2 separate regions of the Homo sapiens genome follow, and region 1 is linked to region 2. Evidence: chromatin contacts called from ENCODE Hi-C or POLR2A ChIA-PET data. All regions are on one chromosome and are shown on one strand. The core of a region is the stretch at or near the end of the contact, and the rest is flanking DNA. Distances in the headings are between cores, read along the strand shown.

Region 1 (4,432 bases), core at 1,505-4,004, 54 kb before region 2:
ATAAATTCAAAGTAAAGTATCTAAGTGCCTTAGGGGAGAAACAAGGAGATAGAGATTACACTGGTTTCTGGGTTCGAGAAGGAAATGCGATTTCACAGGAATTTTGAAAGATGTGTGCATTTTTTTATGGTGATTGTTGGGGGTAGGATTTTCAAGGAAGATAGATAAACAAGCCACAGAAATGGGAATTTGTGAGATTTCCTTGGAGAGATCCCTGTAATTGGGTGGCTGGTAGGTAGCTGTAGCAAGTAAAGCAGGAAGATGGGACTGTAGAAGACAGAGGATTGGATGACCAGACCAAGGGTTCATTTTAAGTTTAGTAGGTAATAGAGAATCATGGAAGGCTGTCACCCAGAGAAGAGGAACAATTAGAGTTATAGGACAGAAAAAGTGCATCTGGAAGTTTGGGATGGATTGGAAGTGGGAGTGAAAATGCAGGTGTCTTAGAGGTAGAGAACAGCCAAACCAAAGTGGCCAAGTGAAATGGAAAGAAGGGGATGAATCTGAGATGTTGAGAAGCAAGGACCTGTGATGCTTAATCTTTGAAATAAGTGTGATTAGAAAAGGAGAGGGGGAAATGAGTGAAATGGGGAGGAGAAAGAGGTAGAGGTCAAATGGGAAGGACTAGGTTTTAGACTTTGGTTCTGAGGTGCTGGTAGGACTCCAGGCTGAGAGTTTATTTGGCAGTTGGAAGCCAGTGTCTAAAGTTTCAGATGAGTTGGGATTAGTACTGGGGATTTAAAAGTCATTGGAGTAGATGCCAATGTTATACAAAAAGATTTAACCATCAAGGGATTGAGTGTGGGGATCCTCAGGAGATTTGGGGAGAATATCTGTGTTTAGGGGAAAAGAAAAGAAGAAGGTAGTAAAAAAAAAAAAATCACCCCTGAGCAGACCACAGAAACCAGAAGAGACACTTCAAGAGATGTAAGCTGAGGGTTAATATAGACTAAACAGCAGTAGAGGTCACACAGGACCAGGAATGAGAAATGGCTTCTGATTTTGGCAACTGCAGATGTTTTCATCACCTTTAGAAAGTAGCATCAGGGCATAGTGGAAGAGGCAGTCAGATGGCAATGGGTTGTTCAGGCATGGGGGCAGTGATGTAAACCACACTTTAAAGGGGATAGGAAGTAAAGGAACATTTTGAGAGGACAGCAAGGTTAACAATGTGTTTTATTAAGACAGGAGAGAAAAGGACCTATTTTTAGGAAGAAATGGGTAGAAAGTAAGAGGTGAAAAGTATGAGCAAGAGAAAAGAACCAAAAATCTAGTAAGGTCTCTGTCGTTATAAAGTATCCATTGAATCAACCATCAGAAATCAAGATCTGCAGCTCCAGAGGTTGCCATTTCCCATGCCCAGATAGTTGGCTTACAAGCCTAGCTTCAAAGCATGCCTTGGCTCACAGAGTCATCTCTTTTAGGGATGTCCCCACCCTGTACTCATCTCAAAGCCATCGAGAACCATCTCTAAATGTCATATCTGGCAGTGATCTCTCTTTTCTCTGATCCGTTGTCGCATCAACAGTTAGAACCACCCAGAGTAGCCTGAAATGATTTTCTTTCCTGAGTGTGTTTGTCTTTCCAGCTAAATTCCTGGGGACTAGGAGCAGTTTTTGTACTTCCCTTAATTCTCAGTAACCCTTAGCAGAATCTGAGCACAAGCAGATATTTAATAGTATCTTAGTCATAGAATTAAGTTGACTAAGTCCATCATTTCCCTCATTCCCCTGATGTGGAAATTGGAGTCTGGAGAGGCTTATGACTTAATATACTGGTTCTGTCATTTCTCAAACACTTTCTGAGCATTTATTTGTGGCAGACACTGTGCAAGGTGCTCAGGACCTTCACAATTTAGCCTGCAAGAGAGATACAAAGAGCTCAGCAAAATACAAATTGTGCAAAGTAAAGTGGCGGCGTGCACAAACTAGAGCAGGAAGAGATGCTATTAATTGAATTTTAGAAGTGAGGTTAACTCCAGAAAAGCCTCAAGGAGAAGAAACTATGTGCCCTGTACCTTAAAGAAAAAGTAAGGACTAAGGTTGGCTAGTTAATGTCCATGTCGGGGGTGTGGCCCAACCTCCCAGATCCACATGGCTACTCTTCCAAATTGGGCAATGGTTAACTGCCTGATTGAATAACTGATTGCTCTGTACCCATCCAGAGTTTCCCAGCTTGTCCTGGCCAGTGGGTATGTGGGCATGCACTGTTGCTTGTTAGATATTTGGGGTGACACAGGGAGCCCCTGTTCCCTCTAGGGAAGGGGAGAAGGAGCATGATGAAAGTGGTGAGGCTACCTAGGATTGGCTGGAGAGATAAGGATGAAAAGGAAAGTGATGGGGGAATGTAGTCATGGATTGCTCACAGAGCCTGTCCTGCAATTCCTCAATGCTGGTGGTTCAGTAGTAGAAGTACTGTAACATTGTAACTGTCCAATGGGTTCACCTTGCCGGCTGCTTAGACAGAGCTGATTTATTAAAACAGGGGAATTGCAATAGAGAAAGAATAATTCATGCAGAGCCGGCCGTGCAGGAGACCAGAGTTTTATTATTACTCAAATCAGTCTCCCCGAGTATTCTGGAATCAGAGTTTTTAAGGACAACTTGGTGGGTGAGGGGAAGCCAGTGAGTTGAGAGTGCTGATTGGTTGGGTAGGAGATGAACTCATGGGAAGTTGAAGCTGTCCTCTTGTGCTGAGTCAGTTCCTGGGTGGAGGCCACAAGACCAGATGAGCCAGTTTATCGATCTGGGTGGTGCCAGCTGATCCATCCCATGCAGGGTCTGCAAAGTATCTCAAGCACTGATCTTAGGAGCAGTTTAGGGAGGGTCAGAATCTTTTAGCCTCCAGCTGCATGATTCCTAAACCATAATTTTTAATCTTGTGGCTAACTTGTAAGTCCTACAAAGGCAGTCTAGTCCCCAGGCAAGAAGGAGGTTTATTTTGGGAAAGGACTGTTATTGTCTTTGTTTTAAACTATAAACTATGAACTAAGTTCCTCCCAAAGTTAGTTCAGTCTACAGCCAGGAAGCAACAAGGACAGCTTAAAGGTTAGAAGCAAGATGGAGTTGGTTAGGTTAGATCTCTTTCATTGTCTCTCAGTCATAATTTTGCAAGGGCGGTTTTAGTATTACCTTTATAAATCTGAGGCTTTATTTATTCAAGTATGCATGTGCGTTCAAGAGTCTCTCTACTTCCAGAGCAAAGGGGCTCAGCTCAACCCAGGGGTTGTGTCTTAGCTTAACTCACAAATGGCCACCTTGTTTGGGATCAGATGCTTTTTGTTTGAGTTCCCTAATCCTTCTGCTTTGCAGTCCTAGAATTTGGTTCCCTAGGTTAGAAGTCCAGATGAGCAAAAGGAGTTCAGCTCTGAAGGATGGGAGGTAGAGGAGGGAGTACAAAGTACAAAGTAACTGATTTTTGTACAAAGTAAAATAATCCCACACGGATGACTGAAGTTTTCAGCAGCTGAGGCTGGGAGTCTGTAACTGGCTTGTGATCTTAGTTTTGCCTCTAATAGCACAGTAAACTTGGGAACCTCTATGCCTCTCTGGATTTCTGACTCCTTATCTTTTATCTGAGAGGTGGGGGTGGGAGTAGGGATTGAACAGTTTCTGAGGTCCCTTCCAACTCTGGTGGTCTCCAGATATTTAACTGGAACCCCAGGAAGACAGCAGCTTGTCATTCTCTCTTCTCACCTCAAGAGGAGTCAGAAAATATTTGGCTCTGGCTCTTTAGCATGGGAAGTGGTGGCCCACAGACATCACAGTTGAGATATTAATAGATTATTCCAAATGTTATATTTGCATAGATGCACCACTCATTATGCAGATTGCCAATTATGAATTATTTGTTCTTTCTTCCAGGAGAGTTGTTTATTTGCAAACTGCACAAGGGTGACTTTGGACAGCATGGAGACAAGGCTGTCACTCAGCATATCTTTTTGTGGGCCTCTCTGCAATAACCTGTACTTTGACAGGTTCTTATAAATAGCCAGGTGAAGGTCAGCAGTGGGTGCTGGGTAGGAAGGTGAGGAGAGGGAAGAAAGCAACAGGATCTTAAGAGGACTAAAATGAGAAGGTCTTGAGGTTGTCATGATCAGATGGCTAATGTGAAATAGAGATAGTTTTGCTCTAAGTTAGGCACAATCCACAATGTGTTCACTCCTTTTTAGCAACAGTATTTCTTGGGTTGAGCCATGCAATGAATCCTGTCTTCACAATTCAAAAACAACCAACTTTAATAGTTGAGCACTGACTATCTAGGGGCACTGTCTTTTAAGTCCTTCACTTGGGTTGGCTCTTTCACCTACCTATTAGGAGAACCGAAGCATAGAGGATTTACATACTTGCCCTGTGCTGAGCTGGTATGTGATCACAGGCTGTCTGATCCCAAGGCCTGTGCACTTAACCACTACACTATACTCTTCCTCAGA
Region 2 (4,110 bases), core at 586-3,085:
GCAAATAGATTGCTGTGTGGGCTTGAGAAGTAGTCTTGATGAAGGGTATTTTGCTAATCCATATTAGGAGAGGAATGGACCAGATACCTCATGAGAGTTCAACACAACATTCCTGAAGAGGCTAAAAACAAAAAGAATTTCCTAATTGCAAATGGGAGAAGAGGAGGTGGTAGATCAGGAAATGACATTTGCTGACCTGATGTGTTGCGAATCTACCTGAAAGGTCAAACAAATGTGTAACATTTATCAAATCGATTGTGTTCACTTTGATGGGAAATTCCACATGTCAGAACGTTATGTAAGTCCCATTCTGTTCTTATACACGGAGTTGATGTCATTAGCCAATTGTCAATGGGCCTGTCCTTGGAAATGTTTTTTTAAGCCTTCAATTAGTGTTCACTATTATTCCTTATTTGAAAATAAGAATTGATGCACTGAGTCACAGAGCATTTAGGTATTCTGTCTAAATGGCCACAACCTCCAGGCTCCAGGCTCTAATTATGTTGACCTAACCAGTATATGTCCAACACTAAGTTATATAATTTATTCTATCTACAAATGTGAGATGTGACAATCCCATTTTTGCAGCTGGATCAAATGAATAAGATGAAAGTATTTGCCATTTATTCCTGCTTTGGGCTGCTCCAGATTAAGCCCTGGAGAACAAACTGTTCTTCTATTTTCTAGGATCAAAATAATCTAAACTTTTAAATATGTGTTCTGCCATCAAAAACGTCACTGACAGATCAGAGTAATCCTCTTTATCACCCCCTTGTTCCACACCATCCAGCATGTCTCCACCCCATTCTCAACCAAAAACCAAAGCAAAACAAAAATGTCAGACTGCCCAAGTCTTCAATGACTCAGTTGACAGGGCACTGCAGAATCAGCCAGACAGAACATGCCAAAACCTCTCCACCTTCCTACTGACTGGTGCCCTTTAGGAGCCTCTCCAAATGTCCCTCTGCTCTTTGCAGCAGCTCTAAAAATAGTGGATGACTGCTCGGTACAGGTGCTGTTTGTGCAAATGTTCTCTTTGCATTTAGCCTGCCTGCCTCCGTGATTACTGCTCTGCAGACACACAGCATCCCCCGGACTCTGCTGTGTCAGCTCTTCTTTATAATAGCACGGGCGCTGGAGGATAATTCCGGGACTGCTGTTTATAGGGACTCTGTCTTTCCCTCAGAACACAGATCCGCTTTCTTCCCTCACCCCACCATTCAGGGCTCCACGCTCCAGAACAGCCTAGAGGGAACTTCAGGATGTGTCAGTGACTACAGTTTCCCACAGAATGGACTAGCTTTTTAAAATGCATCCACTTTCCACATAGAACTGGGATGCATGGGTGAAGAATAAAAAATCAAGACGTCACAAGTATAGTTCTGTTCCTAGCTATTGTTTCTTGTGGACCTTACAGTAATGATATATTCATAAAATCGTATGACAATATTTCTGGATGGAAGTTCTGAGATCATATGGTCCCCTTGTTGTGGTTGTTGAGCCTTAGTATGCTTAATAATCCCGTAGTAATCTTGTATCAACTGCTGATTTCCATGACCTACCCCTTCATATTCCAAGTCAACAGATCTTGGGGAAGCCCAGGGATTTGCCTTTATAAACATGGATCCAGATGATTGGGATGCAGTCGATCCTTAGACCAAATAGTGAGAACCACTTCTCCCAACCAGTTCTCCTGTGTAAACACAAGAAAACAGGCCCAGAATGTGGAAGCAATTCTCTAACTAGGGCTGCAGCTAAGAACCCTGGTTCAATGTCTTGTTGCCCAGAATTTTCCCCATGTGAAATCGCATAGTTTCCACTCGGTTCAAGCCCATGAGCACTGATGATGCAATCTTTATGCAGATGATGTTGTAGTCAGAGTTCAAAGGCACTTTTAGATGAGAAGGCAGTTTTCCTTCTGGAAAAGGAGTGGGTGTTGTAGCGATGTATCCTGACCACTGAATTTTGGGGGGTTCTTGGGCCAGCCACTGTACCTCTCTAAGCACTGTATTTCAAAAATAGTATAATAAAATAGCTGTCTTTTCTTATCTGATGATAGCAAGCAATGGAATGTGGCTGAAAGTACTTGATTTGGGTCCTTAACTGAACTTCAGCTGCAAGTCCAGACCATCTCAGACTTGACACTCTCACCACTCCTGCCAGGCTCAAAAAACCTGGCACCAGGATCACAAGGCAAGGTCAGTGCAATGCACTGCAAGGTGTCAGCCCCAGTCTGCGATTTACAGGAAAGCAAGAAGACGTTCTTGCCAAAAAAGACCATCATGACTGTGGGAAATTTCTCCACCAGGGAGTCATGTCTTTGGGGAATAAGCCCCTCTGTATTTTCTTTCTTACCATTCCATGTAGACGAGTTTGGGTTTTGTGACTTATGTGATTGGACTACATGAAAGTCGTTAGCCTCACCTTGGGAAAGAGATCTCGCCTAGGGGTCAAAGGGTACAAAGCTTTAAACTCAAACCTTTTAGAAAATGAAAGATGTGCCAAAAATTAGAGATCATCCAGTCTAGACTCCTTATTAATAATAATTCCACTATCCTAGTTAGCTTACAGGTCCAGGAAACAAGAGATAAAGCACATGAATAAGCTTCATAAACACTTAAAAGGTGGTACTTGTGAAAGTACTTTTTAATTTTTGCAACAATTATTAAACAAACTGGAAAACTGAGGCAACTTCAGTGAATCTGCTGAGGTCTCACAGGAATTTAATGGTGGAGTCTGGTCTCCCAACGCCTGGGAAGAAAGCTTTTTCCAAGACATCACTCACAGATTTCTCAATTTTTTAAAGTACCAAACCTGCCACTGGATACACTATATTTATCTTCTCTCCTTGTATGTCATAGAAAAAAAGCTCATTAGTTGCTGATGTTCTGTTTGCACCAGAGCAAAGGAGAAAACCCAGCATTTCTGGAAAAAAACAATAATATACCCTACTGAAGCCATTTATCTACAACTTCTACCCCCAGCACAGTGATGTGAGGTGAGCACAGTTTCATGATGTTGGGATTCTGGACAACTGCAGATCAAGTATGTTGGGAGGGGGCCTGGATTGAGAATAAGGTGTTTACTGGAATAAAACATCTAACCCAGGCAAAGTCTATAACCTAATTGGTCTTCAGAAGCCCAGACTGTCTTGTTCATTCACTCAACAGTATTTATTGAATGCCTCCTAGAGGCTAGACATGTGCTAGGCTAATGGAAAGATGGCCATGGTCCCAGTTCTCCTGGTGCTCTGGCCTACTGGATGGTGCACACAAATACACAGACAGTCCCCATCATGTTATATGTGTGAGTAGTGTAATGCGAGGGTACAGAGATTTTATAGCTAACCAAGATAGGCAGTATGGTAGAGGTCAGGGAATTCTTCCTACAAGAGCCATTATATGCTGGCGCTATGTGAGATGCTGGGAATATAACCAATGTTGCCTTTAAGAGGCCTCCTTTCTGGAGGGAAAGGCAGATATGTATAACAAGGTGGTAAGTGCTATCACAGGAGTGGGTAACAGAAGAGGGAGGGTTGTAGGGTTATCCTCATCAAGGAGGCTGTCTTCGAGCTGAGCCTCAAAGCATGGAAGGGAATGGAGAGTCAGTGGTCCTAAAGAGGAGCTGGGGCTCATGGAGAAACTGGAGGTGAGGGTCAAAGGTGGGCAGAAATTGTATGAGTGGGAAGTCTTCACGTGGAAGCCAGCCTGAGGCTCACCTGGCAGGAGCAAGGAAACTGCTGCAGAGATAGCACGGGAGTCTCTGTACTGGGGTCTCTGAGCTGGATCTGATTCAACTCAGAATCAGATTCTCTAGTCCCTTTGACAATGTCCTCATCCCCATGAGCTCAGGCGTGGCTCCGAATCTGGTGGCGCATTTGGCCTTTCCTCACATTCACTGAGGCCTCCTTGGAAGCAAGCATGCTGACCGGGGCTGAGTGATGTCCCAGCCTGGGGAGGACCTGCGAATTTTTTTTTTTTTTTTAGACAGAGTTTTGCTCTTGTTGCCCAGGCTGGAGTGCAGTGGTGTGATCTTGGCTCATTGCAACTTCCACCTCCTGGGTTCAAGAGATTCTCCTGCCTCAGCCTCCTGAGTAACTGGGATGACAGG

The links. A loop is a pair of places that touch in the nucleus more often than their neighbours do. ChIA-PET counts read pairs that join two places held with the same protein, here RNA polymerase II (POLR2A). Pooled maps may share reads with other maps.
Region 1: a loop to region 2 is called in a map of heart left ventricle, with 4 times the contacts of the local background. The contact joins two enhancer-like sites. A Hi-C loop is called at or near these places in 7 of 168 maps with a recorded cell type or tissue (Caco-2, gastrocnemius medialis, heart left ventricle and 4 more) and 6 of 50 pooled maps. POLR2A ChIA-PET finds 5 or more read pairs at or near these places in 1 of 52 experiments (BJ).

The regions. Positions count from the first base shown.
Region 1 is chr18:45,373,698-45,378,129 of GRCh38, reverse strand. All of the region lies in intron 8 of SLC14A2-AS1 (SLC14A2 antisense RNA 1), which reads left to right. It also overlaps a transcript of SLC14A2 not described here. Among named protein-coding and RNA genes, the nearest start is that of SLC14A2-AS1, 130 kb to the left of the region's middle. Within about 2 kb of position 2,754, at least 2 of the 41 ENCODE cell types and tissues checked have a DNase peak (open chromatin) inside an H3K27ac peak, as active enhancers do.
Region 2 is chr18:45,318,661-45,322,770 of GRCh38, reverse strand. It overlaps a transcript of SLC14A2 not described here. Among named protein-coding and RNA genes, the nearest start is that of SLC14A2-AS1, 180 kb to the left of the region's middle. Within about 2 kb of position 1,835, at least 6 of the 41 ENCODE cell types and tissues checked have a DNase peak (open chromatin) inside an H3K27ac peak, as active enhancers do.